Linked DNA regions of Homo sapiens: all the other regions are linked to region 1. The links are chromatin loops, found by intact Hi-C in ENCODE. Cell type or tissue: GM12878. All regions are shown on one strand. Region 1 holds the start of LGR6 (leucine rich repeat containing G protein-coupled receptor 6). Region 2 overlaps LGR6 (leucine rich repeat containing G protein-coupled receptor 6). Region 3 overlaps LGR6 (leucine rich repeat containing G protein-coupled receptor 6). Region 4 has its middle 9.9 kb from the start of SYT2.

Region 1 (8,000 bases):
AGAGAGAGGCACTGCTGATTATATCATCAGATGCGAATCTGTGCTCTCCTCAGCAAGGGCTGGGATACATGGGGCAGGGCCAAGCTGGACATCTCCTAACATCGCTGAAAAGAGAAAGGAGCCCCAAGACTTCCCCACCCTGGCTCTTCTGCATGCCAGCTCTCAACCCCACCTTCAGGTGCCTTTCTGGTAGAGCTGTTCTCCAGAGAGGGCAAAGAAAGAAAATTCCTCCTCTGAGACACCCTCAGGACAACTGTAGGAATCCTTCATGCACCATCCAGATGGGACCCCTCCCCAGCCCAGGGCAGGGGACACGGTCCTCTGCCACCTCCTTCCAATATTCCAGACCCCACTGCTAAATTCCCCATATTGCCTCAGGACCCATCATACTCTTTATAGCTCCCACTCCCTCTCTTCTCTCCACAACTCTCAGAAGCATCCCCTGAGTCTTGAGAGAGAGGGGCTTTCTCAATCCCCAGGAAGACACAGACCAGCTCAGAAAACCCCACCTCCACTGAACCCAAATGCAGACTTCACAGCTCCGAGGGAATTGTGGCAAGCTAGTGGGAAAAACTTCTGCCAGCATGGATGGTAGGATGCTTGAATTCCAAAGGTGACAGTGTACCTCCTTCCCCAAGTCCTTCTAGAAAAAGGGTCATTAACCAGTCTAGGAAGACTTAATGCTGGGAAAGGAAGCTCTGGAAGGCCTTATCTCCCCTGCCCCTTCAACCCAGGCAAGGGACCTTCCTTCAGCTCACCCAGAGAAAGGCTCCACAGAAGTCACATCTAAACTCTTTAGCCACAGGACCCTGTCTTCAAATGAACCAATGTCACATACTCCCAGGATAGAAAACTGCTGAAAGAGGGGCTGGCCTGTGTGTAGGGTGGGGCCGGAGCCTGCCCTGCTTTGCCAGATGCTGAGCGCCCAGGCTCTGTGCAGTTGGTACCTTTATTCCCATGATTGCCTCTGCCGTCACCTACTGCACTGTGAAGGATTCCATTTGTCCTTCTAGATGGACATTATTTTTCTCTTCCCACTCCCTTACCTGGCCCACAGCCTGTGCCTTTTGGAGTGGAGGGGGACATCCCAACCTGGGGACAGGGACATTTGGAGAGGAGCCCCATGAAGAGTTGCCCTCTGGGACCCTCTACCTCCCACCAGGACACTCCCAACACTGAGCATCTTTAGTTCCACAAATTCTTGCTAGGCCCCTATAAAGATTCACCCAGCCTCCTCTTCCTCTAAGCTCCCATGTGCTGGAACCCCAAAGCCATAAGGAGCCTCTCTCAGGCCAGAAGGAACTCTGGGATCCTAGCCCTCAGCAGAAGGCCCCACCAGGCTTTCCCACCTGCTCCCAGCTCCTCTGAGGAAGTTGATAGAGCCTGCAGAGCTGGGCTGGAGGAGGTTTCCTTGCCCCAGAGCGGGGCTGGGGGTGCAGGTGGGTGGCCTGGAATGTGCTCTCTCACCCTCCTCCTGCCCAGGTGGTGAGCAGCCAGAGCCCCCAGCCCTCCAGCTCTGAGGGGAAGCTCCCATGAGCCAGACAGACAGGACAGCTGCCCCCAGTAGGGTCCCCTTCACGCGCCATCTCACCCCAACTCAGACGCTAAAAATGGTTCTCTGGTTTTCAGCCTCGGCGCCTGCCCACAAATTAGTGTCTCCAACACAGCCTCTTGGGACATGACTTTAGGGAGGCCCCTGGGGGAGCCAGGAGGCCCCAGTGAAGGGAGATGGTGCTGGCAGAGTCCCTTTCTGAGGAGACAAGAGTGGATAAGGCCCCCCTCCCAGCTTCTAGGAAACCCGCCCCCCCCGCCCCCACGAAGGCCACCCAGCCTCAGTGTGACAGCCCTGTTGTCCTCACCATGGCAGAAGAACAGACATTATTTCCACCCTACTGGGGCACGCTCCCCTCACCTCCACCTCCAGTTCTGTCAGCTTTACCCTCAGCCACCATCCCGGGCACTGCTCTGCTAGAAGAGAATGCAGCAACAGGAGATGGAGCAGCCAGCCCCGCGCCCTCCCGCTCAGGGTCCAGAACCCACCTCGCCAAGCCTGGGCTCCCATAGTCAGCCCACAAGCACGGAGGCCAATGGGGAAGCCAAGTCAGGGAAGCCCGGTCTCCCTGCTCGCCTGGTATTTAGTCTCAGACTCTTCTCCCCTCCCCAGTCCCGCAACGGTCAACTTGGAAGGGGGCAAACCCTCTCCGGGATGCCCATGCCCCAGGGCACCAAGCAAGCAGGTGCCCTGCTGAGGCCGGGACTGGGCGCTAGCCAGCAGCCCGCAGGACCAGGCGGGGACAGGCGGGCAGTACTCACAGGTAAGCCGTCAGGGGGTCCAGGTCCCCCGGAACGGCGGACAGCCCGAGCTCAGAGCAGTCGGCAGACAGCATGATGCCGTCCTCCTGGCAGTGGCAGGGGGCCGGGCAGGCGGTGGGCCCCGGGCCGGGCTGGGGGGCGCCGCCGGCCCTCCGGGAAGCGCACAGCGCGGCGCAAAGCCATAGCGCCCGGAGCCCCGGCGGGCTGGGCATCTCGGCGGTCGGGCTACTGGGGCACCTGGCGGCCGGGCGCGGACGCACGGCGCGATGGCCGCAGCTGCTTCCTCCCGGTCCCGGCGGGCTGCACCGTCGGTGGGGACCGCCCCAGGGGCTCTATTGGGCGGCGGCGGCGGCGGTGGGAGCGCCGGGACGGTGCAGTCAGAGAGGGGCAGGCATTGTTGAGTGATCTTCGTTATTCAGTTTCACAGGCTGGGCTTGGCAAGGGAGGGAGACCCAGCCGGAGGAGGAGTCAAGGAAACTTTCTACACTGCGGCTCGCTCCTCTTCCCTCCTTCCTTCGGAGCTGGCAGGAATTTCATCCAGGAAAGAAAAAAAAAAAAGGAAGAAAGCAAAGAAACCCAAGCGAGCAAAGCTCAGCCCGTCAGAGACCTGCATTTGTTTGGATAGGGTGTCCCAGGGCCTTGGCCGCAGGGCTGGGGACCCTCTTGCCTTTGGGGACAGCCACGAGGTCACATGGGACCCAGAGGAGGTCTCTGAAAGAGGCCTTGGGGCTCCCATTGCCCCTCATGCCTCCACCACGTTTCACACTGCAGGAAACTGAGACCCAAGAGGCAAAATGATTTGTTCAAGGTGACACAGCTGATGGGACATCCCCAGAGCTGGAACTCGTCCACCCTCCCTGGCCTGTCTGCTAGGACAGGAGAGAGGGGAGTGAGGGGCTACCCTGGAAGAGGCCAGGCTGCGGAGGGTTCCACTGCAGGCTGGGATGACCCGACGGTGGGCAACCAGGAGCAGTCTCCTCACTGAGAGGCCGGGCCTTGACTCCAAAGAAACGGGTGTGGAGTTACACCCGCTGAGTGCACCCTGGGTGGAAATGCACTCCTGCAGCCTCTGTCAGGTTTACGGCCTGGGGACCACCTTGATCCCTGCTCCCAGGACCTCGGGAGTCTGAGGGACTGTGGGCAGCTCAGCTGGTTGTCAGAGCCCACCTCAAAGTAAGCGGATTGGTGCCACCTGGAGGCCGGGTGCTGCACCTGCAGCTCAGCCACCCTGAGGCTGGAATCCCACCAAGTGGCTGACCTGGGCCGGCCCCAGAGCCCTGGAGAGCAAAGGGCATGGTGGTTAAAACTGAGGTCAATCCCTGTTCTCTCCTTAGACCATAGTGAGCTGGCTGTGCTTCCTTCATGCAGCCTCTTGCTCTCTCTGGTCTCTCCCATGCTGAGCCAAGCCCCCGCGCAGAGCTAGAGCAGGCTGTGGGCCCCCCTCCTTCCTTTTTTTGCCCTATCTCCCCATGGTCCAGCCAGAGGGTATACTAGAAACCTGGGACCTCAGAGGCATCCAGGATTTCTTCCACCCTGTCTTTCCACATGCCAGGATCCTCTCATCAACACCTCTCCACTCTCCCAATAACCTCCCAGGGCTAGAGGGGCTGCATAGCTGGACCAAGAAATGAGCAGACCTTGACCCTAGGCCTCCAGTTGGTGCCATGGCGCTGAAAGTAGAAGACGAGCCTCCGCTCTCGCTCTCCCTCTCCCTCTCCCCTCTTTCCACGGTCTCCCTCTGATGCCGAGCCGAAGCTGGACTGTACTGCTGCCATCTCGGCTCACTGCAACCTCCCTGCCTGATTCTCCTGCCTCAGCCTGCCGAGTGCCTGCAATTGCAGGCGCATGCCGCCACGCCTGACTGGTTTTCGTATTTTTTGGGTGGAGACGGGGTTTCGCTGTGTTGGCCAGGCTGGTCTCCAGCTCCTAACTGCGAGTGATCCGCCAGCCTCGGCCTCCCGAGGTGCCGGGATTGCAGACGGAGTCTCCTTCACTCAGTGCTCAATGGTGCCCAGGCTGGAGTGCAGTGGCGTGATCTCGGCTCGCTACAACATCCACCTCCCAGCAGCCTGCCTTGGCCTCCCAAAGTGCCGAGATTGCAGCCTCTGCCCGGCCGCCACCCCGTCTGGGAAGTGAGGAGCGTCTCTGCCTGGCCGCCCATCGTCTGGGATGTGAGGAGCCCCTCTGCCTGGCTGCCCAGTCTGGAAAGTGAGGAGCGTCTCTGCCCAGCCGCCATCCCATCTAGGAAGTGAGGAGCACCTCTTCCCGGCCGCCATCCCATCTAGGAAGTGAGGAGCGTCTCTGCCCGGCTGCCCATCGTCTGAGATGTGGGGAGCGCCTCTGCCCTGTCGCCCCGTCCGGGATGTGAAGAGCGTCTCTCCCCGGCCGCCCCGTCTGAGAAGTGAGGAGACCCTCTGCCTGGCAACCGCCCTGTCTGAGAAGTGAGGAGCCCCTCCGCCCAGCAGCCGCCCCGTCTGAGAAGTGAGGAGCCCCTCCGCCCGGCAGCCACCCCGTCTGGGAAGTGAGGAGCGTCTCCGCCCGGCAGCCACCCCGTCCGGGAGGGAGATGGGGGGGTCAGCTCCCCGCCTGGCCAGCCGCCCCGTCCGGAAGGGAGGTGGGGGAATCAGCCCCCCGCCCGGCCAGCCGCTCGGGAGGTGAGGGGCGCCTCTGCCCGGCCGCCCCTACTGGGAAGTGAGGAGCCCCTCTGCCCGGCCAGCCGCCCCATCCGGGAGGGAGGTGGGGGGGTCAGCCCCCCGCCTGGCCAGCCGCCCCGTCCGGGAGGTGAGGGGCGCCTCTGCCCGGCCGCCCCTACTGGAAAGTGAGGAGCCCCTCTGCCCGGCCAGCCGCCCCGTCCGGGAGGTGTGCCCAACAGCTCATTGAGAACGGGCCAGGATGACAATGGCGGCTATGTGGAATAGAAAGGCGGGAAAGGTGGGGAAAAGATTGAGAAATCGGATGGTTGCCGTGTCTGTGTAGAAAGAGGTAGACATGGGAGACTTTTCATTTTGTTCTGTACTAAGAAAAATTCTTCTGCCTTGGGATCCTGTTGATCTGTGACCTTACCCCCAACCCTGTGCTCTCTGAAACATGTGCTGTGTCCACTCAGGGTTAAATGGATTAAGGGCGGTGCAAGATGTGCTTTGTTAAACAGAGGCTTGAAGGCAGCATGCTCGTTAAGAGTCATCACCACTCCCTAATCTCAAGTACCCAGGGACACAAACACTGCGGAAGGCCGCAGGGTCCTCTGCCTAGGAAAACCAGAGACCTTTGTTCACTTGTTTATCTGCTGACCTTCCCTCCACTATTGTCCTGTGACCCTGCCAAATCCCCCTCTGCGAGAAACACCCAAGAATGATCAATTAAAAAAAAATAATAAATAAATAAATAAATAAAAGAAGACGAGCCTCCTAGGAAGGCCAGAGGATGGGCCTACATGACCAGAAAGACCCACAGATAGAGCCACCTCTGCCCTATGGAAGAAAGCTACCGCAGGCCAGCCTGCACTTCCTTCACTCAACCATAGCCTCGGCTCCATCTCATTTGCAGCTCCTGCTGCTCCAATGTGAGATCTTCCCAGAGTGGAAAAGCCATGGTTGAGCCCTGTTTCAACCTCAGCAGCAGCTGCTTGAGACAGACTTGGGCAGCTCAGAGCAGAGCCTCCAGCCTGCTTTTATGAGGGTCATTAGGGGGCCCACCCTCAGCTCCTGATAAACATGGCATATGGAGGACACTGACATTTAGTCCTCCTGGGAGGGCACCAGTGCTTTAGTCTCATTCTGGGAAAGCTCCCGGCTGAGCAGCCAGCACGACCTCTGTACCCTTCTTCAACCAGCCCTGAGAAGGACCCTCCACTGACTTCTGACCCGTTGCACCTTAGTAGGAACTCAGGTTGGCCAAAGAGCTCTCCCCTCTTCCCCTTGGGGAGACCCAACTCCACTTCAGGGACTCTTGCTCTGATCTGTCCAGGTTTTCTCTGTGTCCTCCCAGGGCCTTCCACCAGGGGCAGTTAAGGTCCAGCATCAGGCACTGCACCTGGAAACTCCCAGCCTGACCAGGGAGGGAGGCAGGAGCTCATGTGGCCACCAGCAATCACGCACATGGTATGCAGTGCAGTCCTAGAGTGTGTGGGACAGACAGCTGCCTCCCCGCCCTCTTTTCTGGTCTCTGCTGCTCCTCCTGGTTTTTCCTTTCTCCATATGCCCTCCCTGCTTTCTCCTCCACCTCCTCCTATGTGGAGGGGAGGAAGGAGGAGAGAGCAAAGGAGCAGGGAAAACTTGGCACCTCCGCCTGAGGGGTGCCTCCAGCGCCTGCCTTCTGAGTAACAGGGTAGCTCTGGCACCTCCATCCTGGTGGGGGCTGAGGGTGGCCCCTGGGGGCTCTGGCAGGTAGAGAAGGCTGGGGATGGCAGGAGAAGGGAAGTGGGAAACAGGATAAACCCTACTGCATACAGCGTGGTGCGTACAGGGTGGTGGGGCAGAGGACGAACAATTTGGAGCTGTGATTCTGAATCCAGGGCTTAGCACCACAGGAAACTAGACGTGGAGAGACCAAAGTCTGAGGATATTTAGAAACTGAAGGATTAGCAGGGAGAGGATTGCTTCAGGGGAAAAACCAACACCATAGGGGCCATAGGTCACCTAGTTCAACCAGACTCCAGGTCCTAGCTTCCATCCCGGCTCCACGTTTGCCCACAAGACCCACACACGGGGCCCAGGTCTGAGGACGGACAGACAGAACACACTGAGCTTCACGCTTGGCCACAGGTCTTTATTCCAAGACCCTTTACCTTTGCAGCACAGGGCCCAGTGGAGGCCGCCCTTCTGGGGAGCCCAGGCCCACGTGGATGTGTCAGGAATGCTGTCCCCATCCCACAGGGCACAAACCTCTCCTGCACAGTGACCAGTGCCGACTCAGGGGCAGCCCGTCTGCCAGTGCGCTGTTCAGACAATTGTAGAGGTAGATATACTGCTTCTGGAGATGGACATAGGGTTAGGAGGCTCGCCCCGCCTGCCCCAATCTAACAGAAAAGGGCTCCCTTGTGTGTCCCAACCCCTAGGGCTCCATCTGGGAGAATGCACAGAGGTCCACAGCGCCACCTGGTGGCTACCCGGGTGGTGCTGCCTAGAGGCCTGGGCAGAAGCTCCCTCACCTCCCACCCCTTCCCACAGCTGAGCCCCCACGCCCCCACCCCAGCCCCATCGCCTCTCACCAGCGTTGGGGTCATAAGGTCACAGGCCTGAGACTGCTGCAGGGCCACGTTAAAGACATCCACGGTGCACTCAGACCCTGCCTGCTGCAGCAGCTGCTCCATGGCCAGGAAGGTGCCCAGCTGGGTCGCACCCTTGCTGCAACTGACCTAGAGTTGGATGAGGTACCTAAAGGGGGTGTGGCAGGGGTGTCCGGGGATGTGGCGGGGGTGTCCGGGGATCTGCAAAAATCCAACCTGGGTGCAGGGACTGAGAAGGGACACCGAACACTTGGTCAGCCAGCCAGCCAGCCTGGGCCCAGGGAGGGAGGCGGTAAATTCCCACCATATTCCTGAGGACAGGGTAGGGTGTGGGGAAGACAGGGGCATTGTGAGACTGTGTCCTTTTGGCCCATAACCCAAGCAGGGCCCAGGGAGATCTGAGGCTATGCCAGAGGGGCAGGGAGGGGCTTCCAGTGTCCACTCCCCCAAGACCATTGTC
Region 2 (8,000 bases), 82 kb before region 1:
TCCTAAAATACTCCCTTTTAACCCTTGCCTGAAAACCTTCAAGCTTCCCTCCCACACGAGCAGAGAGAAGCCAAGCTCTCTGTTCTGACGTTGAAAGTCCCGACATGCACCTTTCCAGCTTCTTCTCCTGAGCTCTGCATGGGGACCCTCTGCTCCAGCCACACTGGCCTGGTCACTGGCAGCCAAACACGCTTACTCTCCCCTCCATGTCTTTATTGCTATCTGCTTGGAATGTCCCCATTCTCTTCATTTCATCATCTTTCCAGGCCCAGGTCCCACCCCACCTCCCCCAGGAAGCCTCCTTCCCCTCCACCTCAGCCTTCCCACCATATCTATGCTGCTATGAGTCTGAATTTATCATCTGGCTGTGTTAGCATAAGTTTCACTACATCATTTGTTATTTTTTTCCCATATTTATTCTGCTCTTTCAATTGGACTGAAAGCCCCTCAAGGGCAGTGGCTATATCTCACAGTTTTTTGAGTTTTCAGTACACCACATGGGGGCTCAATAAATGCCTGCTCCTTCTTATCCACCTGGGGCCAACCATGAAGTTCTTATTTCTCCAGTAATCTTATCCCTCACAGAGGCCTGACCCCACCCTCTCACAATGTCACGGGGATGTCACCAAAGTTAGAACCAATCACCTTGTTCTGTTTACCCTCTCTAAATACCCCCCCACCCTGCCCCGTGACTCCCAGAAGAAGGGAGGGTATGGCACCCTGACAGAAGAATATAGTCCACAAGGATATTGACCTTGGTTCTCCAGCTTCCCAGGACAGAGAATTAGACAAACAAATTGGTGCCTGCCTTTTCATCTCTCAAATGGAACTAGGTATCATCCATTCCCTGGTTTAGAAAATCACGCCAGATCTTCAAAAGCGGGGGGCGTGGGGGCAATGTTACCATCCAGTAGAGTCACTAACATGCATGTTCCTAAGCCATGTTCCTGCAGCAATTAGTGTGTAACCCAAAGCAATTATACATGACCTCCAAGCCCTTTTAGTAATTACCCTATGAACTTACCAATCATTCATAGCAATTAGCTGGGAGCTAATTTGCCCTCTAAAGTTCCCACTGGGGAGGCAGAGTTAACCCCAGTCCCCAATTCCTGCCAGGGATGCTATCTCCCAGGTAATTACAGTGATGGGGCTTTGCTGTCTAATTATAAGTGATGACTTTTCTCTGCTTCTTAAGGCCTGGGAAATGAGATGAATTTATCCCATCCCTGTGCCAAAGCATATGACTGCATCATCTAATTGTCAAATATGGTAGAAATTACTTAAGAAATTCTTGATTTATATTCCAGTTATCAAGGTATAGTTATTATATGTGCATGGCAAGAAAATAATGGCTTAATTCCTATTTTCTGATTATAGTACCCTGGCCCTTTAGTGACTCTCAGAGCACTTTTCAAGCTCTCATGTCATTTGACCTCATGATAACCCTATGGGATCAACAGGGAATGGTCATCCTCATGCTTTTCCAAAGGGAGGCCAGAAGGTTTAGCAACATGCAAAGAAGAGCAAAGCTAGCCAGGCTCCAATCCAACTCAAGTAAACATGCAGCCCCCAGCCCCCAGCAGGACCCCACTGGGGATGGGGAACAGAGCAGCACTCACAGCACCACAAGGCTGGTGAGATTCTGGAACGCGTAGTCGGGGATGTGGCTGATGCGGTTGAGGGCCAGGGTCATGGCCTGCAGGGCAGGGAGGTTGTTGAGGGCCCTGACAGGGATCTCCGTGAGTGCATTGTCGTCCAGCCAGAGGTGGCGGAGGGAGGACAGCCCCTCAAAGCTCCTCTCCGGGACCAGGGAGATGAGGTTGGCATCTAGGCGCCTGGTGGAAGAGAGGATGGAGAGGGGTCAATCCAGGGCAAGATGCAGACCAAGCTTTGGGGCTAGACTGGGCCAGCCAGGCCCTCAACAGGGCCTTTGAGGCTCCCTGGGACTAAAGTTGTGACTTGGCCACCATGTATCCTGTATCCCGCCTCTTCGAGTTCCCATATTTGGCTCCATTCCAACCCATAGTTCTTTTTTTGTTGTTGTTGGGAGACAGAGTCTCGCTCTGTTGCCCAGGCTGAAGTGCAGTGGCACAATCTTGGCTCACTGCAACCTCCACCTCCCACCAACCCACAGTTCTTGATCCTTCTTGATCCTCTACACCATATGTTTCTATGAATGACCCCACCTCTTCCTCTCAGACCCAAGGCTGAACCCATAGCCTGTTTGTGGATAGCCAGTATTTCCCTTCACATCCATACTCCCGGGCTTCCAAATCTATGCCATATTACCCTTGCTCTCTGAGTGTGACCTCGACCTTGCTAACTGTTCTATGATAGTCCAAGACCATATAATGGAGATGTTCTCAGCATTGGCAGAGGGAAATGTCCTCCCTCTGAACCGAACCAAAGAAAAATGCCTCCCCAAAAGGGTAAGCCCTTCCCTGTCACCCATCCCTAGCACCACCTGTTCCTTGTCCCTTCAAGGGCCCAGGGGGCAAGGGGCTCCTGCTAAAGTCCTGGGGCTTCTTGCTCAGTTGATGACCTCTAGGAGGCCCCTGCATGCCACAGTTGAAGTTCTTGATTAGCTGCCTCTCAGAACAGGTGAACAGATGGTGGGTGATCCTGCTTGTGCATAACCAGAGATTCTAGGGTGATATGAGGATTACTTATGGGAGCCCTAGAAGATCTTAGCAGCCCAGCAAAACAAGGAGATTTTTCAACCTTAGCTTTTTACACATGTGCCCAGGCCACGACAGCCTTTATCAACATGCTACTGTCTCTGAGCCCCAGGTTGGGACTTGGGCTGAACCCCTATTGCCCTAAGCAGATGGTCTCACAGGGACCAGACAAACTGACCTGTACCATGGATCTATTGCTGGACTTTCCTATCTTGAAGCGAGGCTTAGCCCTGAGCCATGGTCCTCCCACATAGCCATATGGCATTTAAGCCATGGAAACCCCAGCCTTACCCACAAAGGCCCTACAGCTCCATAATCCTGAACCCAAAGGAGAAGTGATATGATCAGTAGGGTGGGATGGGGTGATATTCTTTCATCCCAACAGCACAAGCCCCCTTGTAGAAGGTCCAGCAGTGCTTCTGTCTTTTCCCTGAGCATCTCATCAGTGCTCTCTCTGTGAAGACCTCAAGCACCACTGGGAAACACTCCCTAGTTCACCAGCAAGGGGGCCATGGGTGGATAGGCCAACACTGAAGTCTTGGGTGTGAAAGCACATTCACCAGGACACTCTTCAAAAGCTGTAGTTAGGAAAGACTTCCCACCCACATCAAACTTGACATGATGGGACCAAAAGCCCTTCAGTGAGTGCCCTCTGCTGGCAAGGCTTGTCACCTTGGACATGGTTCTCCAGTGGTGGCCGTCACACCCTTGATGGTCTGTGGCTGAACCACCCTGGGGAGCTTTGTGTTAATGTGGACTCCCATGGACCATCAGCCCCAGCATCACCTGGAAGCTTGTTAGAAATGCAGAATCTTAGGCCCCACCCCAGACTTACTAAATCAGAACCTGGATTTTAACCTGACTCCCAGGTGATTCATTGATTCATCAGCACGTTAATGTTTTTAAAGCACTGAGCTAGGTTTTCCAGATCTGATGCTCCAATCTAACAACCTTGGATTGCTGGAGAAGAGAGGAAGACTGAATGAGGATGTAGAAAGCCATTTCCTGCTGTGGTTAGTGCTCAGCTGGTCCTGGGAGCCCTCGTTCTTAGATTTGATCATAAATTACTCCAAGAGATGAGGGCTCTACCTCAACCTCCTGCATATATGACCAGAGCAGGCACTACATTCAGCTGTGAACTCGCAGCACCCAGCGCAATGCCTAGTTTGCAGATGGCACTCAATGTTTTTAAATAAATGGGCAATAAATAAATGAGTGAATACATGCCCTCTGAATCCTCTGCTTCCAAGCCTCAAACTGATGGCCTGACCAAGCACACCAGTAAGCTAGAGGAGACCTGGACAGCCCCCCTTACCAGGGATGGTCGAGGATCCTGGCTGTCCTGCTTTGACACCCCATTCTATTGTGGTGAGGGCTCTCACCTCCCGCTTTCCCCCGTCTGCAGATGCCCACCCAGCAGATGCCCAGACTCTCCTCCTAACCCTGGAAAGGCCCTTTCCATGGGAGCAGCATCTTAGTCCCAGATTTTCCAGAGACCACAGACAGATACCTAAGCCCTGAGTCCTGCTTAGGACCACACGGAAGAAGTCACATTTGAGATGGCCTTCTTAAGGTAGGATAGGATTTCAACAAGGAGAGATGGAAAGGGGTGTCATGAATGAGGGCCTTGAGGGAAGAGAATGCAGGTCCAGTGTGGATGGGGGAAGGGAACAGAGATTTTGGATATCCTTAAGAGGTCAAATTGATGACCGGGCACGGTAGCTCACGCCTGTAATCCCAGCATTTTGGGAGGCTGAGGTGGGCGGATCACCTGATGTCGGAGTTCGAGACCAGCCTGACCAACATAGCGAAACCCCGTCTCTACTAAAAATACAAAATTAGCCGGGCATGGTTGCACACGCCTGTAATCCCAGCTACTCGGGAGGCTGAGGCAGGAGAGTTGCTTGAACCTGGGAGGCGGAGGGTGTGGTGAGCCGAGATCACACCATTGCACTCCAGCCTGGGCGACAAGAGCGAAACTCCATCTCAAAAAAAAAAAAACAAAAAAAAACAGGTCACATTGATAAGGCCCAGCAACCCACTGGATGTGGGGCCAGGGAGGGGCCTGACACATCTCGCAGATCTGGGCCTTGCTCTCTGCTACTGCCTTCCTAATGGGTAAATTAACAGACCCAGGAAGCCTGACTCCCTAAGAGGGGCAGTACCTCCTTCTCTGAAGCTCAGGGCAGAGAACATCCCTACAGTGACAACCATGACACCAATAATAATCACTGTCTCCATTTATTGAGTCCTTGTCATATGCCAGGTATACAATACCAGGTACCGTGTCCTGTATCTTCTCAAAAATGCCATTGAGGTAGCTCTGATTAGCCCCATTTTACAGAGAGATTAAGCCCCCCAAGGCCCCACAACTAGTAAGCTGCAGGGCTTAAATCTGAACCCAAGTTGTCTAACGTCAAAATTCATGTGCCTCACCATTGTGTTGTGTTGGCACTGAGGTGCATGATGGGAGGTTAAGAACCTGCTCACCTGTTCACCTAGGTGTCCTGCCCAGGTGGGACACCAGGGCAGAGATTGTGGCTGAGCTGAGAAGATGGCCATGTACCATAAGGAGGTGCTAGGAGGCAGGCAGGAAGTGGGTCAGGGCAGGGCAAGGGGAAAACTTATTCTGTGAGCTCAGGGGGCACTTGGAAGTGGCCTTTGCTATGTATGTGCGTATGTGTGAGTACACACGTTTGCTGGCCACATGCATGTGCACGCTCACACATGTAACCTACAGTCCTGGTTAGTCCATCTCCTGCATTTTGTGTAACCCATAGGCAGGAGAGCTTGGGAAGGGCCCTTTTGCCAGGCTGGGCCGAGCATGGCACTGGCTTAAAACAGGGCCTTACTTTCTCAGCCTCTTAGGGAAGGGCTGGATGGGCTGAGCCTCCAGGCCTCTTTCCGCTCTGTCAGAGAGAAACTATCTTCTGTCCTGGCTCATGATATCCTAAGTGGCATGGTAGAGCAGCTGAGGGCTGGAGAGGGGAGGTGTTTGCTGCCCTGCTCCTGGTACTTGGGAACTGGGACACACCAAAGGAGAAAAGGAAGAAAACTGGCAAATGAAGAAGGTGGAATGAGCACATGGAAGAAATCGGCCAGGACTGTGTTTGTGTTTGGGATGAGCAGAGAGACGGGGCGTTTACACTCAGGCCAGGTGGGCTTGGGGGTGGGGCATGGACCCAGGGTAGCACTGCCAGATATAGCAAATAAAACAACATGCTACCCATTTAAATTTGAATTTCAGATAAATAATAATTTTAGCATAAATATGTCCTGTGTAATATTTGGGACAATGCCCAGTTAAATCTGAATTTCAGATAAGCAAGTATAAGTTTGAATAAGTCCCATGCAACATTTGTATTTTATCTGGCAGCTCTGACCCAGGGGGCTCCTGTGATGTGGAAGGTGTGGGCTTTGCCATCACACAGATGTAGCCACAAATACCCTCCTTTAACCTTTTGTGTTGCTTTCCTCAGCTGTATGGTTTGATGACTTGCCCACCCCAGAGACAGTGAGGACAAACACCCCCTTAGAGGGAGACTCCACGAAGCACAGAGGGGAGTGGAGGAGGCAGCAGGAGACAGGCGCAGTATTGGCTTCTATTAAACTTTCTCCTCTCTCCCCTCTCTCTTTTTTTTTTTTTTTTTTTTTGAGACAGAGTTTCACTCTTATTGCCCAGGCTGGAGTGCCATGGTGCAATCCCAGCTCACTGAAACCTCTGCCTCCCGGGTTCAAGCGATTCTTCTCCCTCAGCCTCTGGAGTAGCTGGGATTGCAGGCACCTGCCACCAAGCCCGGCTAATTTTTTTGTATTTTCGTAGAGACAGGGTTTCACCATGTTGGCCAGGCTGGTCTCGAACTCCTGACCTCAGGTGATCCACCCGCCTCAGCCTCCCAAAGTGCTGGGATTACAGGTGTGAGCCACCGCGCCCAGCCTCCCCTGTATTTTCTGGTTGGACACCTGCTCCCTGCCCCCAGGAACCTCTGACTCTTGGGAACACCTAAGGGTCGACACCTGGCTATAGAGCAACCCCTCTTACTATCTCCCCACCCAGCTCCCGGTAGGATAAGGTGCTCTCTGGAGAATTCCCCCACCCTTTCAAGTCAGGGTTCAGGCTCCCCTGGGATCTCTAGTCCTCTAGGGTAGGGGGGTCCTAGGCTCCCCTGCCATCTGGCAGCCAGGAAAGGGGTATTGGATTGCTGAAGGAGTCTCCGAGCCGCCAGCAGAATCCTCCACTTGGGACTAAAAGACCTTTTTAAGCAGCTCCCCGTAGAGGGTGGGAGAGCCAATCCTGATGGACTCTGGCTTGGCAGGCTGAAGAGAGCAATTATACCAATTAAGCTCTGGAACAGAATCAACAACCCCCAGCAGCGCCTCTCGTTCTCCCACGTGGACCTGGCCCCTCAAGTGATTTCTGATTATAATTCTTACCTGCAGTAATGGGGCAGATTAGCAGGGACCTCACAGGCCAGTTCGGGCTTGCTTAGGCTCTGGGGAAACAGCTTAACCTGTCGAGGGCCAAACTGCTTCTCATACTCCCCCAGCTAAGGGCTGAGGCTGAAGCAGGGAGGGAAGGAAGGGGACCCTTCCCTCCAAGTCCCAAGGGGCATGTGGTGTGAAAGTCGCCAGGTCATAGGACATCCCAGGGAGATGGGGACATAGGGTCCTGGTCTGAATTGACTGAAATGAGATGAGGACCTAACAGGGAGCAAGCGTAGCAGAAGAGCTTTAGGTTAGACAGCAAGAAGTGACCCACTGACAGCGACCCAGGACAATAGCGTACACTAAGAATCACACTGTGTCAGAGCCTGAAGGAGCCTTCCAGCCTCACTCGTCTCATATGAGGAGCCTGAAGCCCACAGAGATAAAGAGAAATGCCCAAAGGCAGTGGTAGGGCTGGGACTCAAACTCAGAGCTTCGCAGGGTGTGGTGGCTCACGCCTGTAATCCCAGCACTTTGGGAGGCTGAGGTGGGCAGATCACCTGAGTTCGGGAGTTCAAGACCATCCTGACCAACATGGGGAAACCCCATCTCTACTAAAAATACAAAATTAGACGGGCGTGGTGGCACACGCCTATAATCCCAGCTACTTGGGAGGCTGCGGTAGGAGAATCACTTGAACCCTGGTTGCGGAGGTTGCAGTGAGCCGAGATCGCGCCATTGCACTCCAGCCTGGGCAACGAGAGCAAAACTCTGTCTCAAAAAAAAAAAACAAAAGCAAAAACAAAAACAAAACAAAACAACTCAGAGCTTCTTTTCACTCTACCAGTCTAGTTCCCCAAAAGCGAAGGAATGACAGAGAGACTCACAGTTCTTTGT
Region 3 (8,000 bases), 120 kb before region 1:
GTGAGGTCTCCCTGTCCACTGTGCCCTGATCAACCCTCCACCCCTTCACTGTCTTTACTTCCCTCATTTCCCTTAAGCAGACAAAAGTCCAGGTCTCTGGTCCACAGCTTCAGACATGACAAGGAAGAGGCCCAGTATCAAGGTGAAGCTGAGGAAGGCCAAGGGAAAGCCAGGCCAAGAGGCACCCGTTGGTGATGGTCACAGGAGAGAGGTGATCAGTGGAGCCAGGGACTGGGCCATCCTGCTATAGATCACACTGCTGAGTTTTGGTTGTATTTGTTTTAGAAGCAGCCATCATTCACCGAGGGGGAGAGAGGAAAGGGAAGAGAGGGGAAGAGAAGAATGGGGAGGGATATTTACACGTGTGAAGCAAAGGCCAAGCCAGAGGGCTGAAAGCCGCCACCCCCTGACAAGCCTCCACCTGCTGGCGTAGATCCCTCTGCCCTCAGCAGCAGTTCTCCATCCATGGAGGGTTGGGGGTTCCCAAAGTGGTTCCCCTCTGGCTCTACACAATGGCTGCCCTCCAGCCTGGGGGCCCCTGGCTGCTGACAGGAGATGAGGGTCACTGAGGGGAAGCCATAGGTCTCCAGCCCAGGGGGCCGCCCAGCTTCAGAAGCTTCCAGAATGAGATCCACATCAGAGAAGGCTACCAGGGCCTGGGTAGAATCACAGGAGCTCTTCTCCAGCTCCCCGGCCGCAGCATAGGCTAGGGGCCCTGAGTCCCCTGCGCGGGGCCGAAGCCGCCGAAGGTCATCCCGGAAGTGGGGGTTGAAGAGCAGGTACAGCAGTGGGTTGAGGCAGGCAGGCAGGGGCAGCACCACCAGCAGGACAGACTTGACGGCCTCGGGCGTGACAGGGAAGAGGCCCAGCATGGAGGCAAAGCTGAGGAAGGCCACGGGACAGTAGAGGAGCCCGTCTGCGAAGATGAGCCAGGCCACGTGCCTCACCATGGCGCAGTCCCACACGGCCTCAAAGTCGCCCCGCGGCAGGTCACAGTACAGTTTGATGTAGGCACCGGCCACGACCAGGAAACAGAAGGAGTTCATCATCACCAGGGCCACGGTGAAGCCCAGGGCTGCTGGCTGACCCTCAGGTGGCGCGTAGGGCAGGCAGAGTGGGGAGGCCCCGTATTCTCCCACTGAGGCCAGGGGCAGCGCGGCGGCCAGCCCTGCCAGTGCCAGGCAGCCTAGGACCCCTGCTCGAACGCTGCCCAGGGAGGGGGACTTCCCATAGGCCCGGACACAGGAGACGGAGACGCTGCACTGCACTGCGGCCAGAGTGAGCAGCAGCACCGATGCCTCCGACCCAAGTACTGCCAGGAAGCCAGTGGCCCGGCAGCCTAGCCCCGTCTCCCAGCGGGCTCCGTACTCAGAGAACTGACCAAAGGTCAGGGCATCGACTGAGGCTAGAAGGCCACAGGAAATGCCAGTCAAGGTGTTGGCGCCTGCAATCGCACCTACCACAAACTTGACCGGGGGCAGGGGGACAGGCCCGCCAGCGAACACGGTCAGCAGCACCAGTCCATTGCAGAGCACGGAGAGCAACACGATGGCCCACACGGCCAGGCGGATGCCCCAGCTTTCAAAGAGGTACTCACAGGGCTTGAAGGGGCCTGTAGGAGAGATCAGACATTAACCCTGGGCCAGAGGATGGTGGGACCAGGTCTTCAGGACCAAGGTCAGCCTCTGTATTCAGAGAATTTCCAATCAAAAGGAGATGAACATGGCCCTTGCCCTCGGAAAACTCCCAGTCTAAGGGAGGCTGACCCTGTTTCTGGCCCCAGAGAACTCCAAGTTGGAGGTTCTCTCACCTTAGAGAACTCCCAGCTGTGGGACATACACGACTCTTCTTCCGAAGAGCTGCAAGTGGGGTGAACCCTAACCCTCCTCTCAATACACCAGAACATAGAACGCATATAGGCCAGGCATGGTGGCTCACGACTATAATTCCAGCACTTCCGGAGGCTGAGGCGGATGGATTGTCTGAGGTCAGGAGTTTGAGACCAGCCTGGCCAACAAAGCAAAACCCCATCTCTACTACAAATACAAAAAATTAGCTGGGTGTGGTGGCACGCACATGTAGTCCCAACTACTTGGGAGGCTGAGGCAGAAGAATCACTTGAACCCGGGGGACGGAGGTTGCAGTGAGCTAAGATTGCTCTACTGCACTCCAGCCTGGGCAACAGAGCAAGACTCTCTCTCTCCCCAAAAAAACAAAAAAAAAACAAAAAAACACACACATGGTACAAATTAATACAGTACAAACCCAGATATTGAGGAAATGTTAAGTGAAGGACAGCACTGGAAAGAAAGGAAGGACAGGCTGCCATCAAGGAGTGGAGAGGGTATCAGAATTGGGAGCTATGGTGGGTAGGGACAGAGGCATGAGGGACTGCCCAGACAGTAACCAGTCTATGCCTGAGGCTCTGTTTCTCTCAGTCAGTCCCCAGTGATCCACTAAGTCCTCCACTGTGGGAGAGTCCTGACCAAATATTATACCAGGCTGGCTCTCCCTTGCTCTGTGAGAGGGGTACAGACCACATTGAATACTTGTCAGTCAATCAGTATTTCGGAGGTAAATTGCCTCAAGTACAGTAAATCAAAATACAGATGACTTCTGGGGTTTTCCAACCTAGGTCCACACGAGATGCGTGAGATCCTGGTGTTTTCCATCCCTCTCTCCAAAGTCTGTTCCTAAATCACCTTGTAACTTTGGAAATATTATTTCTTCATTTTCTTTGGCTTTCCACTCTTGTTCTTCAATGTGTTTCTTGGTAGCTTGGGAATTTGAGAGGCTTTTGTGGGAGCTATTTTTAAACCTTTTCTTTCTTATTACCAAATATAATAGGTGATAACTGTAGAAAATTTGAAAATATAACATGAAAACATTAAAATGACATGAGACTTCACCTCTCAGAGATAACTCATTATTTTGGTATGCTTCCGTCCAGTCTTTAAAAAATACATACATACATATAGGTTTTCAAGCTAAATTAAGATTTTACTGTTGTTATCATTTGGATATGGTTTGTCTGCACCAAAACTCATGCTGAAATGGAATCCCCCAATGTGGGAATGTTGGAGGTGGGGCCTAGTGGGAGGTGTCTGGGTCATGGGGACAGATCCCTCAGGAACAGATTAATGTCCTTCTGTGAGGGTGAGTGAGTTCTCAATCAATCCAGGGAATGGATTAGTTCCCTAGGAGTGGGTTGTTAAAGGGAGTCTGGCTTCTCTTTCACCCTGTGATCTATTTGCACATACCCACTCCCCTTCTGCTTTCCATCACAAGTTGAAGCAGCCTGAGGCCCTCATCACATGCAGCTGTCCAATCTTGAACCTCCCAGCCACCAGAATTGTGAGTCAAACAAAACTCTTTCCTTTATAAATTACCTAGCCTTAGGTATTCTGTTATAGCAACACGAAGCGGACTAAGACAACTGTATATGCGTTTCTCGTTCTCTTTAAGTCACATTTTTATCAAGCAGACTTTCCCAAATTTTTTCCCAGAGAAATATTTTTATATTACTCAAAACATATTTTATGTACCATAAAATGTACCATAATTATTTGACCATTTGGTGTGAGTTATTTTAGAAGCAAGCTCGAGTTGGACTTTGTCTTTTGGAACTTCCTCTTTTACCTCATCCCTGCTGATTACTGGTTTTCAGAGGTGAAATTTCCATGGCATTGTGAATGCAGCATGTGTGTTTTTCCAAGTCAGAAGCAGCACCTGCTTCCTCCAGGTTGGGTTAGTGCTCTGGCCCCAAGCTGGCACTAGAGGGCGTGCTGTTGTCACCAAGCACTGAAAACTCGGGCTGGGCAAGGCCAGGCAATCACTCTATAGGCTTTAGAGAGGGTAAAGGGAGAAGGCAAGGGTCCTGGGCCAGAGAAAGCTGGAAAACTGGAAAACGGAGGTGGAACGAAATAGAAGAAGCAAACTGTTCATCACTTCTGTTCATTCTGAAGAATCCCATCCTTGCCTAAGTAGCATGCTGCTTGCCACCTTCTGTGGCCTGTTAGCATTTTATATGCAAGCGAAGGGACTTCCTCACTCTAAATGTCTCAAGTTGAATTGCACCAAAGAGAAAGAGAATTTTCTTTTTTGCTTTCTTTATAGCAGGATGGATTTAGGTTAGATGCTAAAGGAGGCTTCCGCAACTATAAGCGTTAGATGGTGCTGTAAGGACTTACCCAGGGATACTATGGAGTTTTTCCACTGTGCAGAGTTTTAACAGAGACTGTAATCTTCCTGGGATGGAGCAGGGAGGGATGGAGAAGGTGACCTGTTGGAGTCCCACCTGGCTCTAGGATTCTGTGGTATGGGTCTTAGACTGAGGGATTACTCAAAAGCAGTCCCACGTGCCACCCTGAGCAATGGGGTCAAGGCATTCTTTCCTGCTTCTCTCCTGTGTAACAGTAGTTTTATCCTGGATGCATAAATGCTAATTGGCTGATTGCTTGACTTCGCCTCCATTCATGCTACTCCCCTCAAGCAGCCACCCAAGGGAAAGAACTCCAGTTCCTTCCCCAGGAATTACGAAAGGAGGGCCCTCTTGCAGCAGGCTGGGAGTCAGGCAAAGAATGTGGCTGCAGACATGCCAGGCTGAACTAATACCTCAACTAGGTGGTTGGGTGCCCTTTCTCCATTCCCCCTCGTCCCCATTCCCCAGACACCACCTCACCTGGAGTAGGGCTACACTGGACACTGGGGTGTGGCTTTGAGTCCTCCATCTCCAGCTGGAGCTCATCCAGGTCCTGGTCATCTGAAAGGAGAGACAAAGTGATGCAGGGTCCTGGGTCTTGGTGTCAGTCAAGCCCTACCTTTCTCCAAATGCCCCCTCCTTTAAGATGTCCCTTACTAACTCTGCTCAGCACTGTTCATTCTAGCAACCCGGCACATCCATTTCTACCCTTGGGGGTAAAGATTTGGTCAGCTTCCTATTATCCACATGTGGATTATCTGCACTGAAGAGTGCACAGCAAACATTTCACCTAGACCTTCTCTTTCTATTAGTCAGGGCTCTATGTCCTCTCCAGTCAGCCTTACCCACAAGTGCTGCTTCGAGTTGGAGTGGAAGCTGTTTCAATAATGTATGCTAGTGATCACACATTCTCTACTCTGGCTGGGCTGTCACTGTAATTTTGTGTCCAGTTGTGAAAACTACACATTAAGAAAAACATCAGTGAGCTGCAGTGTGTTTAGACGTGAACGAGTGAACTAGGGGGTGGGAGAGCAGAAGCCATTTGTGAGAGAAACAGTCAAAGCAACTGGGCGGTGTTTAACTTGGAGGAGGTAAGAGTAAGTGGGGGTATCATGGCCGTCCTCAAAGGGCTGAAGGACTGTTAGGGGTAAAGGAATTTGACTTCTACATGCTGTTTTGCCCCAGAGGGTAGAACCAGGATCAATGGATGGACTGTAGAACGAGGCAAATTATGATTCGAATGGAGACACTCTACTACTTCCTAACAAGAGTAAGTTCCCACAATTAGAGCTGTCCAGCAAAGGAACACCCCACCTTCAACAGGTGCAGAGTAGGTCCACATCTGCTGAGTGCAATTCTGGCACTGGGCAAATGCAGAAGAATTTCAGGGATGAATAAGAGATGGACCTGCTCTCAAAGAGCTTGTGGAGACTAATAAGGAAACAAATTGTCATGCTACAATGAGTGCCATCAACTAACAGATTTATTTACTAGCTAGAAGGGAATAATTTGAATGTTCCTAGCATAAAGAAAAGACAAATTTTTAAGGCAAAGGATATCCCGATTACTCTGATTTGATCTTTATATACATTATATGAATGTATTAAATAATCACATGTGCCCCCCATACATACATTTATTATGTATCAATTAGAAAAAAATTTTCAGCTAATAGATTCACTGAACAATAAGGGTTAACATTTCTTGAGTTCTTATTCGGCACCAGGTACTGTGCCCAGTCAGTCCTCATCTTCATGGTCCCATTAACCTTCACAACATCCATGTGAGGCAGGTGACAGATAAGGAGACTGAGGCTCATTGAAGTTAAGTGGCTTGCCTGCAGCCTCACAGCAATAGACTAGAATTCAGATGCAGGTTTGTCTGACTACAGAGCCCAGATGTTTAACCATCATGCTTTCCCAGGCAAGGGACTGATTACTTTGGGGGGTCAGGGGGTGGGGAGGGTTCAGGAGATTTACAGATGCATGAGCTGAACATAATTTGTCACTGATGATACTAAACAGAAAGTCCCCAATGGGAGAGAAAGCACTTCTACCTGAGTCAGAGGCTGGACTAGATCATCTTTAATGTTCTTTTCAATTCTAAGTCCAGGCTTTACACTTTTTTTTTTTTTTTGAGATGGAGTCTCGCTCTGTTGCCCAGGCTGGAGTGCAGTGGCATGATCTCGGCTCACTGCAAGCTCTGCCTCCTGGGTTCACGCCATTCTCCTGCCTCAGCCTCCTGAGCAGCTGGGACTACAGGCGCCCGCCACCACGCCTGGCTAATTTTTTGTATTTTTTTAGAGATGGGGTTTCATGGTGTTAGCCAGGATGGTCTGGATCTCCTGACCTTGTGATCCGCCTGCCTCGGCCTCCCAAAGTGCTGGGATTACAGGCGTGAGCCACCGTGCCCGGCCTTACACTTTTTTTTTCTTATTCACTTTTGCAGTGTTTCTCAAACTAGGGCCTGTGAACTCTAGGGGGTTGCAGACATGCTGGAGGTCCACAAATTCTATACGAATTTTGAAATGAGAATCTAGAACATTTTATAATCTATAAAGACAAAACATTTTTTGCAGTGATAATCCATCACTGAAAGGCTTTTTAAAGAATAAGACAAGTTTCTCAGGTCAGACTGGAAATGTGTCTGAAGACCCAAGTTGGGGAAAGAATGGCTTGTCTTCAAAAGGTAACTGTACAATCTTCAGGTTTAAGAGACAGCATCCTGTGGGCTCTTCCTCCATCATACAGGGCAATGGATAGGTGACTCTGTTTGTTGCACTTGTTCCATCTTTGGTTCACAAAGTCTGTTTCCTGTGTGGATCCTTCCTCCTCACTTAAAGGGTAAACACCATCAGTTGGGAGCTTTCCCAGGAGGCAGGAAGACTGTGAAGCTGCTCCTGGCCCAGACACCATCAGGGCAGGTCGGAGGCTGAGTCGTGCCCACAGAGTCCTGGCATTTCCTCCTCTCTACCTTTCACTCCCTGCCCACCCCTGCTCTCCAGAAAGAAGTTCAGCAATTCTTTGAAATCAAAATGCATGAATGAAACACAAGGGGTGAAACCCGTGGACTCTGTCTGAGGCTGGGAAAATCACAGCCAAGGTGTTAAGTAACCACTCTTCAAACGAGGAGGAAATCGAATCTGGCTGGAGCAGCAGCTCCTGGCTTTCCTTCTCGAGGCTCATTAGCTCCCACAGGAAGTGGGGGGCCCTGCCCTAGCTCCCGTTACAGGCGGCAGGCAGCCCACGATCTTGACGCCCTGTGGTTCTCCAAGACCTAAGCTCGGTGGAAAGTTTCACCTTGAGGAAGGAAAGTTTCCATTCTTCCTTCCAGCCCCCTGAGGGAGTGTACAGCAGACATCCGGGAATGTCCCCCGGGGACAGCTGTCTGCTGGCCCAGAGCCAGCCAGGCTGCTGGGCTGCTCCTCATCGGGTCCTCATACCCTCCCTAGGGAGGTGTGTTAATACATTGGGAAGAAGGCTCTCAGAGACCCCCAGGTTGCCTGCCCACCATTTGCCCTCCATACACTGTGCCCCGGACTCCACAGTTGCACTCTCCCTATACATGTACACCAGAAGGCACCAGTCCTCAGTAGTAGCGATGAGCATACTTCATCATTTATGGAATCTTTTAGTCTTCCCCAACAGCCTATGAGCTATCCATTATCTTTCTCATTTACTTATTTATTTATTTAGTTTTTTGAGACAGAATCTCACTCTGTCACCCAGGCTGGAGTTTGCAGTGGTGCGATCTCAGCTCACTATAACCTCCGCCTCCTGGGCTTAAGCCATTCTCCTGT
Region 4 (8,000 bases), 530 kb before region 1:
ACAGGGTTTCACCATGTTGGCTAGGCTGATTTCGAACTCCTGACCTCAAGCGATCCACCCGCCTCAGCCTCCCAACATGAGCCACCACACCTGGCCTAGGAATTTGATTTTAGAATTCTAAATACTTATCATTTTCTCCAATCTTTTGTAAGAATTTTACCCACCTAAATAGACAGTTTTACAACTAACTCAATCTGGTTTTTATAAAAACTCTTTACACACTCATTTCATTGGTTTATGTAATAGTCAAAACATAGTTACTATAACAATTTGACCTAGTATATGATTAGGAACAAATACTACTTGGTGAGAGCAGGCCACAGGTGCTCGGCAGGCCGAGACCACGAGTATATTTTACAGAAGGAATGTAGAGGGAGAGCATAGGTTGGTCGAAGTTGCTTAAGAGTGTATTAGTATCTGGTTGTGTGTGTGTGTGTGTGTGTGGTTTTTGGTTTTGTTTTTGTTTTTTTGAGACAAGGTCTTGCTCTTTCACATAGTTTGGAGTACAGTGGCGTGATCATAGCTCAATGCAGCTTCCACCTCCCGTGCTTCAAGCGGTCCTCCCACCTCAGCCTTCCAGGTAGCTGGGACTACAGGTGTGGGCCACCAAGCCTGGCTAATTTTTAAAAAAGTTTTTTTGTAGAGATGGGGTCTCACTATGTTGTCCAGGCCGGTCTCAAACTCCTGTGCTCATTGGGGGATCATCCTGCATTGGCCTCCCAAAGTGCTGGCATTACATGCAAGAGAGTGTCTGTTTTTAAATCACTTGGTCTGCCTCTTGCAAGACTTTCTTCTTTTTTTTTTTTTTTTTTTTTGAGATGAGGTCTCACTCTGTCACCGAGGCTGGAGTGCAGTGGCGCAATCTCGGCTCACTGCGACTTCTGCCTCCTGGGTTCAAGTGATTCTCCTGCCTCAGACTCCCAAGTAGTTGGGATTACAGGTGCCCACCACCATGCCCAGCTAATTTTTGTACTTTTAGTAGAAACAGGGTCTCACCGTGTTGGCCAGGCTGGTTTCGAGCTCCTGACCACAAGTGATCTGCTTGGCTCGGCCTCGCAAAGTGCTGGGATTACAGGAGTGAGCCACTGCACCTGGCCTCTTGCAAGACTTTCTAAGCTCCTAGGAGAAGCCTGGTGTTTAAGATGCTCCATAGCTTCTGAAGCCATCCTAATCCACTGGCCAGTTATAGCACACTTGGAATTTTGTTCTTTTAATGCTTTTAACCCATCATAGTCACTGTTACTATGTCACAGGCATGGAAACTAAATAGATGAAGCAACACTTCACTAAGCCCGTCCTTAGGAGAGGTGGGCTTTGGAATAATATGCGGGCCTTATCCCTGATCTGGGCCTTAGCCTTATTGTAAGGAGGAGCTCTTGGTCTGGTTGCTTTGCTAGTTCCTTGTCCAGGACATTCTACATGTCTCAAAGAACTAAGAATATTGGTCCTGGAATTGGTGAACCTGCTTCATCTCTGTTGCTGTCCCCACATTTCCTCTTACTTCCAGCCAGCAGGGAATAGAGTGGGCAAATGTGACTTAGGGTTTAACCTCCAGTCACTGATAGATCACTTATTTTTTTTTATAGCCCTGTTTGTGGAGTACTTTTATTTTTTAGAGATGTCTTGAAATCTAGCAGCCATGTTTAGCCTTGAAGTGGCCACCCTCAAATGACCAAAATGCCTCAATGATTAGTTTCCTTTTCCCTCTTGAGACCAAGAACCCATGGTCCTTAACATGGTGTGTTTCACAGATACCTCTGTACATTAGGCAATTTCACAAGAGGCAGATCCTGGGCACAGGCTTCTGGACTTTGGCATGCCTTAGGAGATTAGCAGAGGACATGGTGGACATGAGTGCCCACAGCCTGTTTCTGTGCCCTCTTCATTTCCATACCACCTCACACTCCACTCAAACCCTTCAAGGAGCAAGAGTGAACAACTAAAGCAGGTCTTACTGAATCAAGGAAAAGAATGTCCAGTTAAGCAGAGGGGAGTTAGAAGAGAGAATAAGGCAGTGTGACTGAATATGCAAGCACTTACCTCAACATCGTTCCCATTGATTTCATTCAGTATGTGTCCTTTGAGCCACGGCTAAACTTAGGGCAACTCTGGCTGCCACTTCAGCTTGGCCACCAGATAGCACCATTCGGTTTCCATAAGGGCCATGTATCCTCTTGCCATATTGATGGCTGGTCCTATTGGTCAGAAGGAGGGAAAAACATGACACTGAGTTTAGGTACTAATCTTCAGTTAAGATTATTAGGGGTTGTAAGTCGCCAGCCCTTAATAGCGGAGAAAACCTTTGGGTCTTTGCATACCTCCTCCTCTAAACTTTGGTCATGGGATAGGTTTATGTATAGATCAAAGGGAAAATGGGAAGAGTCGAGGTGCTCTTGGTATAGGCATTACAATTTAAGTGATGACCACAAGGAAAGGCGGCCCTGGACAGAGGGCCAAAGTGTGCTGATCGGAAACTTCACTGTTAATTCCTTACCCCAGAGCCACCTTCACTGGACAAGGGTGGAGGACAGAATTGGCATGTATTATTACTGAAGGCTTTTTATGAGTCCAGAATGATGAGGTCCTCAGGGAAGCGGACATAGGAAGGTATCATTATCTCCTTTGCTAGATGGCCTATAGACTGAGCACCGAGGAATCAGTTGTGGAGGAGGTGTGACTTAAACTGGGATATGGGCAGAAGTTGCATAAGGCTTGTGGCCAGTAGCTGAGCCAGACTCCAATCCCATGTCCTTTTAATACTATGACCTCTATCACATCTATGAGTTTAAAAGACAAAACACCGGGCGCGGTGGCTCATGCCTGTAATCCCAGCACTTTGGGAGGCTGAGGTGGGTGGATCACCTGAGGTCGGGAGTTCGAGACCAGCCTGACCAACATGGAGAAACCCCGTCTCTACTAAAAATACAAAATTAGCCGGGCGTGGTGGCACATGCCTGTAATCCCAGTTACTAGGGAGGCTGAGGCAGGAGAATCACTTGAACCTGGGAGGCAGAGGTTGCAGTGAGCCGAGATCGTGCCATTGCACTCCAGCCTGGGCAACAAGAGCAAAACTCTATCTCAAAAAAAAAAAAAAAAAAAAGACGCACCGGGCGCGGTGGCTCATGCCTGTAATCCCAGCACTTTGGGAAGCCGAGGCAGGCAGATCACAAGGTCAGGAGATCAAGACCATCCTGGCTAACACAGTGAAACCCCGTCTCTACTAAAAATACAAAAATTTAGCCGGGCGTGGTGACGGGTGCCTGTAGTCCCAGCTACTGGGGAGGCTGAGGCAGGAGAATGGCATGAACTTGGGAGGCAGAGCTTGCAGTGAGCCGAGATGGTGCCACTGCACTCCAGCGTGGGCGAGAGTGTGAGACTCCATCTCAAAAACAACAAAAACAAAAACAAAAACAAAACACTTCTATAGCACTAACTACCAGATATTGTTCTTATGGCTTTTTTTTTTTTAATTGAGACAGAGTCTCACTCTGTCGCCCCAGCTGGAATGCAGTGGCGAGATCTCTGCTTACTGTAACCTCCACCTCCTGGGTTCCAGCGATTCTTACGCCTCAGCCTCCCAAGTAGCTGGAATTACAGGCCTGTGCCTCCATGCTGGCTAATTTTTGTATTTTTAGTAGAGATGGGATTGCACCATGTTGGTCAGGCTGATCTTGAACTCCTGGCCAACTCCTGGCCTCAAGTGATCTGCCCCCTTCAGCCTCCAAAAGTGCTGGGATTACAGGCGTGAGCCACTGCGCCCAGTCTTATTAGGGCTTTACATATGTTATTTAATCCTTGTAACACATGAGGTAATATTTCCCTGTGGGTGAGGGTGGAAGGCTGGAATTTTGATGCAAAATTGTGCCCTCACTTGTAAGCTTAAAAAAAAGATCTGCCTCTATAGGATAACTTGTTAGCTTTAGAGTTCAAAATAAGGAGCATGCTCCATATCTGCCAGATCCTTGGATGTGGGGGCAACTCCAGCGTTCTTAAAAGGAAGGCTGGCCGGGCGCGGTGGCTCACGCCTGTAATCCCAGCACTTTGGGAGGCTGAGGCGGGCAGATCACGAGGTCAGGAGTTCGAGACCAGCCTGGCCAACATGTTGAAACTTCGTCTCTACTAAAAGTACAAAAATTAGCTAGGCATGATGCCATGCGCCTGTAGTCCCAGCTACTCGGGAGGCTGAGGCAGGAGAATGGCATGAACCCAGGAGGCAGAGGTTTCAGTGAGCCGAGATCGTACCACTGCTCTCCAGCCTGGGTAACAGAGCTAGACTCCATCTCAAAAAGGAAAAAAAAAAAAAGGAAGGCTGTGCCCAAGTCTACTGCTTTTTTGCTCAGGAAGACAAATTAGTAGCCCAGTCTGAACTAATGGCAATCACAGTTATCTTTCTTGCTTGTAATATCAATCCCCTAATATACTGAAACCATAGGGTGGGGCAGGTGGGATGGGATGTTGGAGAGGAAGTGGCTGTTTTCCAGGCCCTTCGGGACAAGCCAGGAGGAGCTTCTAATAAGCAACAGAAGAGGGCAGCAGAGGACCAGGATTGAGCTGCTTCCCCTCCTAGTTCCACGGGAGGGAAAGCGGTGGTGGAAAGACTTGAATACCTAAGGCCACTCTCCATTCCGTTTCTGGTCTGTGACCTGCCCTGAAGTTAGACATCAGGATCTAATCTTCTGCAATGTTTTGCCCCTCACAAAATTCTTCAGTTCATTGTGTATATCTAACCTGCTTGCTGTTTGGAAGATTAGGTTGGAGATTTAATGTTTTTTTTTTTTTTTTTTAGTTTTTACTCTTTTTTTCTGTTTTTTTAAAAATAGAGATAAGGTCTCACTATGTTGCCCAGGCTGGTCTTTAACTCTTGGGCTCAAGCTATCCTCTTGCCTCAGCCTCCAAAAGTCCTGGGATTACAGGTGTGAGCCACCATGCCCAGTCTAATTTTTATCTTTTTAGTGATGGAGTCTTGCTATTGCCCAGGCTGGACTGGGCTGTAGACCTAAGACTGAAGATCAGGCTTTGGATTCTCATTCTACCTGAGGTGGAGCCAATCCCTAAGCCAGTGATGATCCCAGTTATGTGCCTAGCATACTAACCACCTACTAGGCTTTGTAGATTTGTATAGAACGGGGACACTGCACTATACCCAAGGAGCTTGAAATTTAATATAGAAGGAAACTATGTAAAATAATGTTTCAAGTTTCTTGTTCCAGTGTGCGTGCACATTGTGATGGAGCTAGAGAAGAAAGAGCAAGGCTTAGGAAAGGTGAAAATTTGATTTGAGTTGACACTTGAAATAAGGTTATTGCCAAACTGGCCATGTGGCTTTGCCGAAGATGGAGCCTTGGCATGTTTAAAATAAGACTGGTTTACAAGGTCCCCAGGGGTACTCTGTCCTTATCTGCCCCTCCCCTCATAAGTTTGGTTTGACTGCAGCTCCCTAAAGCACCACCTAAGGTAAGTCAGGGGCATTGGCTGCAAATTGTTCCAGTAATGGTTCTCTGACTAGGGACAGGCTTTGGCTCAGTGGTTCCCTTGAATACTGAGGCAACTCTTTGTGTGAATGGAGAAGAACTAGGGAAGAGGTCCCAGGAGTCTGTGCTCTGTACCTTCAGTGACTTCTGTGTAGCCAGAACAAGATGTACATCTAGGGCAAGCTGAGGAAGAAGGCATTTCACATTAGCACACTTCATGGTGAGAAATAATAAAAGCTAACACAGCACTTAGTACGTTCCAGGCTCTGGATCCCTTGCATATATTAACTCATTTAATCTTCACAACATCCCAATGAGATTGATACTATCATGCCCATTTTACAGATGAGGAAATTGGGCTTCAGCGAGGTTAAGACTGAAGGCCATTCAGCTGGTACATAGACAGCCAGGATGCACCCAGACAGTCTGGCTCCTGAGGCTGAGCCCTATAAACAAGATGGAAGGCCGCTGAGTACTCTTGAGCCGCCTCTCAGATGTGTGGTTCCACAAAGCAGTAAACCATTCCTAACGACTCCCCAACATAGCTGCTGATGGATGCCCTTAAAGGCTGTGGTTTTTCTCCCACCGGTAGTTGAGTGAGGCTTATATAAGCCTTCTTTTAGAGAACTGAGTGAACATTCTTTTTTTCCTAAACTGGTTTGGGTAATTCACTGAAGTCACAAATGCATTTCAGCTGCCTCTTTAAGGCTACGGTACCTGCTGCCCCAGAGGGCAGACACTCAGGTCTGTAGGCAGGGACCCTGCCCTCAGGGGCCTGCTGGGGTGTGGATGGCAGCTCTACCATGGTACTCAGCTCTCAACTCCTCCACCCACCATCAGCAAAGCCACCTCAGTTGGGACTGAGGCTAGGTATATTGCATTCCTGGCAACCAAAGCAAATCCATACAAGAAGACCTTAGTGATGGGGAACTGCATAAGCAAATGTGTGGAAACTCTTAAGGTGCCTGGCCTGACTAGGGAAAGGAAACCACGGCATTAGGCTGGTTGGACCCAAGGTAAGTTGCCCTTGGGATAGCAGAACGTTTTCGGGCAGAAGCTCCTAGACAGTGCTCCAAAACCCAGAAAAAAGACCCAACAATGCCGGGCACAGTGGCTCACGCCTGTAATCCCAGTACTTTGGGAGGATGAGGCAGGTGGATCACCTGAGGTCAGGAGTTCGAGACCAGCATGACCAACATGGTGAAACCCTGTCTTTACTGAAAATACAAAAATTAGCCAGGCATGGTGGTGGGCGCCTGTAATCCCAGCTACTTGGGAGGCTGAGGCAGGAGAATTGCTTGAACCCAGGAGGAGGAGGTTGCAGTGAGCCAAGATCGCACTACTGCACTCCAGCCTAGGCAATAGAGCAAGACTCCATCTCAAAAATAAATAATTAAAAAGACCAATAAACATGTTTTGCTTGTAGGTCTTAGCATGTGTGCACATGTGCGTGCACACACGAACACACACACAGCTATCTTGAGTCTAGAAATGAGACCATGTGCAATCAATGTTCTGTGGCCAGGGGTTAGGGTGGTAGGAACAGGATCTAACAAAGGGTGTTCAATCCTCCTTTTTGAACTTTTCTCCAGCCAGGCCCTAGACAGTATGAGGAGGTAGGCAGCTATCCCATGGCTTCTAGACTCACTGGGCTTCCTTGGGAAAGTCACTCAACCTCTCTGGAGCAAACAATGTAGAGAATCATCATTAGGCTTGCTGGTCTTCTGGAGCCAGAAATAATAACAGTTACTGTAATACTCAATACGCACTGAGCACTGACTGAGCATCAGGTACTGTCCTAGATATCAGATAACCTAAGCTGACTCTCACCATGCTGCTATGAAATGAAGTCACTAACTCATGGCCTCTGAGAGGTGAGCCGAGATTGGAACTCAGGAAGTCTGTCTCCAGAATCCAAAGTGGTGAGCACGGCAGTATGTAGTATGCAGCCTCCTTTCAGAAGTCAGCAAAGGAAGGGAACTTACAGGCCCTCTAACCCAACTCCAGCTGTGAGTGGTTTTTCTAAAAGCATAAAATGGATTATGCTTAGATTCCTTCAATGGTTTCCATTACCTTCTGAAGAAAATCCAAACAGTTGGTCTACAGAATCTGTCATGAGCTTGCCTTTGCCTCTGATCTTTCCCTCCTCCCCAAACCTACCCTATACTCTAGCTCCACTGAGCTATTTACATTTCCCTAAGCCACATAATAGAAGCTACCTATTTTGTTAAGGCCCTGCTTGCTGTTTAGAACCATTATACTATTTAATTTTCACAACAATCCCTCAAAGTAGGTGGTGAAGTCTTCATTTAACAAATAAGGAAACTGAGGCGTTAGAGTAGTCACATAGCTTTCTGACTCCAGTGCTTAAGCTCTTCAATGAGTGCACTGTATACTTTTATCCACTACTGCTGTCTTTGCCTGGGATGCCATTCTCTTCATTGCCTACCTAGAAAACCAGTCTTTCCTCTGGTGGTAGCTGAAAGGTTATTTCATCAGGGAAGCCTGCCGTTATTTCTTGACTTCCTA

Evidence for each region. Hi-C counts contacts between places; a loop is a spot of excess contacts. Peaks named below come from ENCODE experiments on the same cell type or tissue, not always from the same donor. Only the 100,000 strongest peaks of a DNase experiment are listed, where the experiment ranks them.
Region 2: it touches region 1 in a loop (2.6-fold over the local background); 10 of 110 quality-filtered maps call a loop at or near these places.
Region 3: a loop joins it to region 1, with 8 times the contacts of the local background. A loop is called at or near these places in 107 of 110 quality-filtered maps.
Region 4: a loop joins it to region 1, with 8 times the contacts of the local background. A loop is called at or near these places in 94 of 110 quality-filtered maps.

The regions. Positions count from the first base shown.
Region 1 is chr1:202,188,515-202,196,514 of GRCh38, reverse strand. LGR6 (leucine rich repeat containing G protein-coupled receptor 6) reads right to left here and starts at 2,716. Exons shown (of 18, transcript NM_001017403.2): 1 at 2,314-2,716. The coding sequence starts at 2,525. It also overlaps the pseudogene PTPRVP. RefSeq lists enhancers at 3,583-3,632, 3,327-4,130 and a silencer at 7,457-7,506. In GM12878, CTCF peaks have their summits at 3,514 (motif pointing left) and 7,421 (motif pointing left); no DNase peak of the experiment used is centred here; H3K27me3 peaks cover 854 bases.
Region 2 is chr1:202,270,141-202,278,140 of GRCh38, reverse strand. It overlaps LGR6 (leucine rich repeat containing G protein-coupled receptor 6), which reads right to left. Exons shown (of 18, transcript NM_001017403.2): 5 at 1,620-1,835. Among named protein-coding and RNA genes, the nearest start is that of UBE2T, 68 kb to the left of the region's middle. In GM12878, a CTCF peak has its summit at 3,338 (motif pointing left); no DNase peak of the experiment used is centred here; H3K27me3 peaks cover 138 bases.
Region 3 is chr1:202,311,564-202,319,563 of GRCh38, reverse strand. LGR6 (leucine rich repeat containing G protein-coupled receptor 6) reads right to left here. Exons shown (of 18, transcript NM_001017403.2): 17 at 4,682-4,762; 18 at 1-1,612. The coding sequence ends at 357. Among named protein-coding and RNA genes, the nearest start is that of UBE2T, 26 kb to the left of the region's middle. RefSeq lists a silencer at 983-1,143. In GM12878, a CTCF peak has its summit at 3,773 (motif pointing right); a DNase peak (open chromatin) is centred at 3,783; H3K27me3 peaks cover 200 bases.
Region 4 is chr1:202,716,306-202,724,305 of GRCh38, reverse strand. No RefSeq gene overlaps it. Among named protein-coding and RNA genes, the nearest start is that of SYT2, 9.9 kb to the right of the region's middle. In GM12878, a CTCF peak has its summit at 4,522 (motif pointing right); a DNase peak (open chromatin) is centred at 4,575.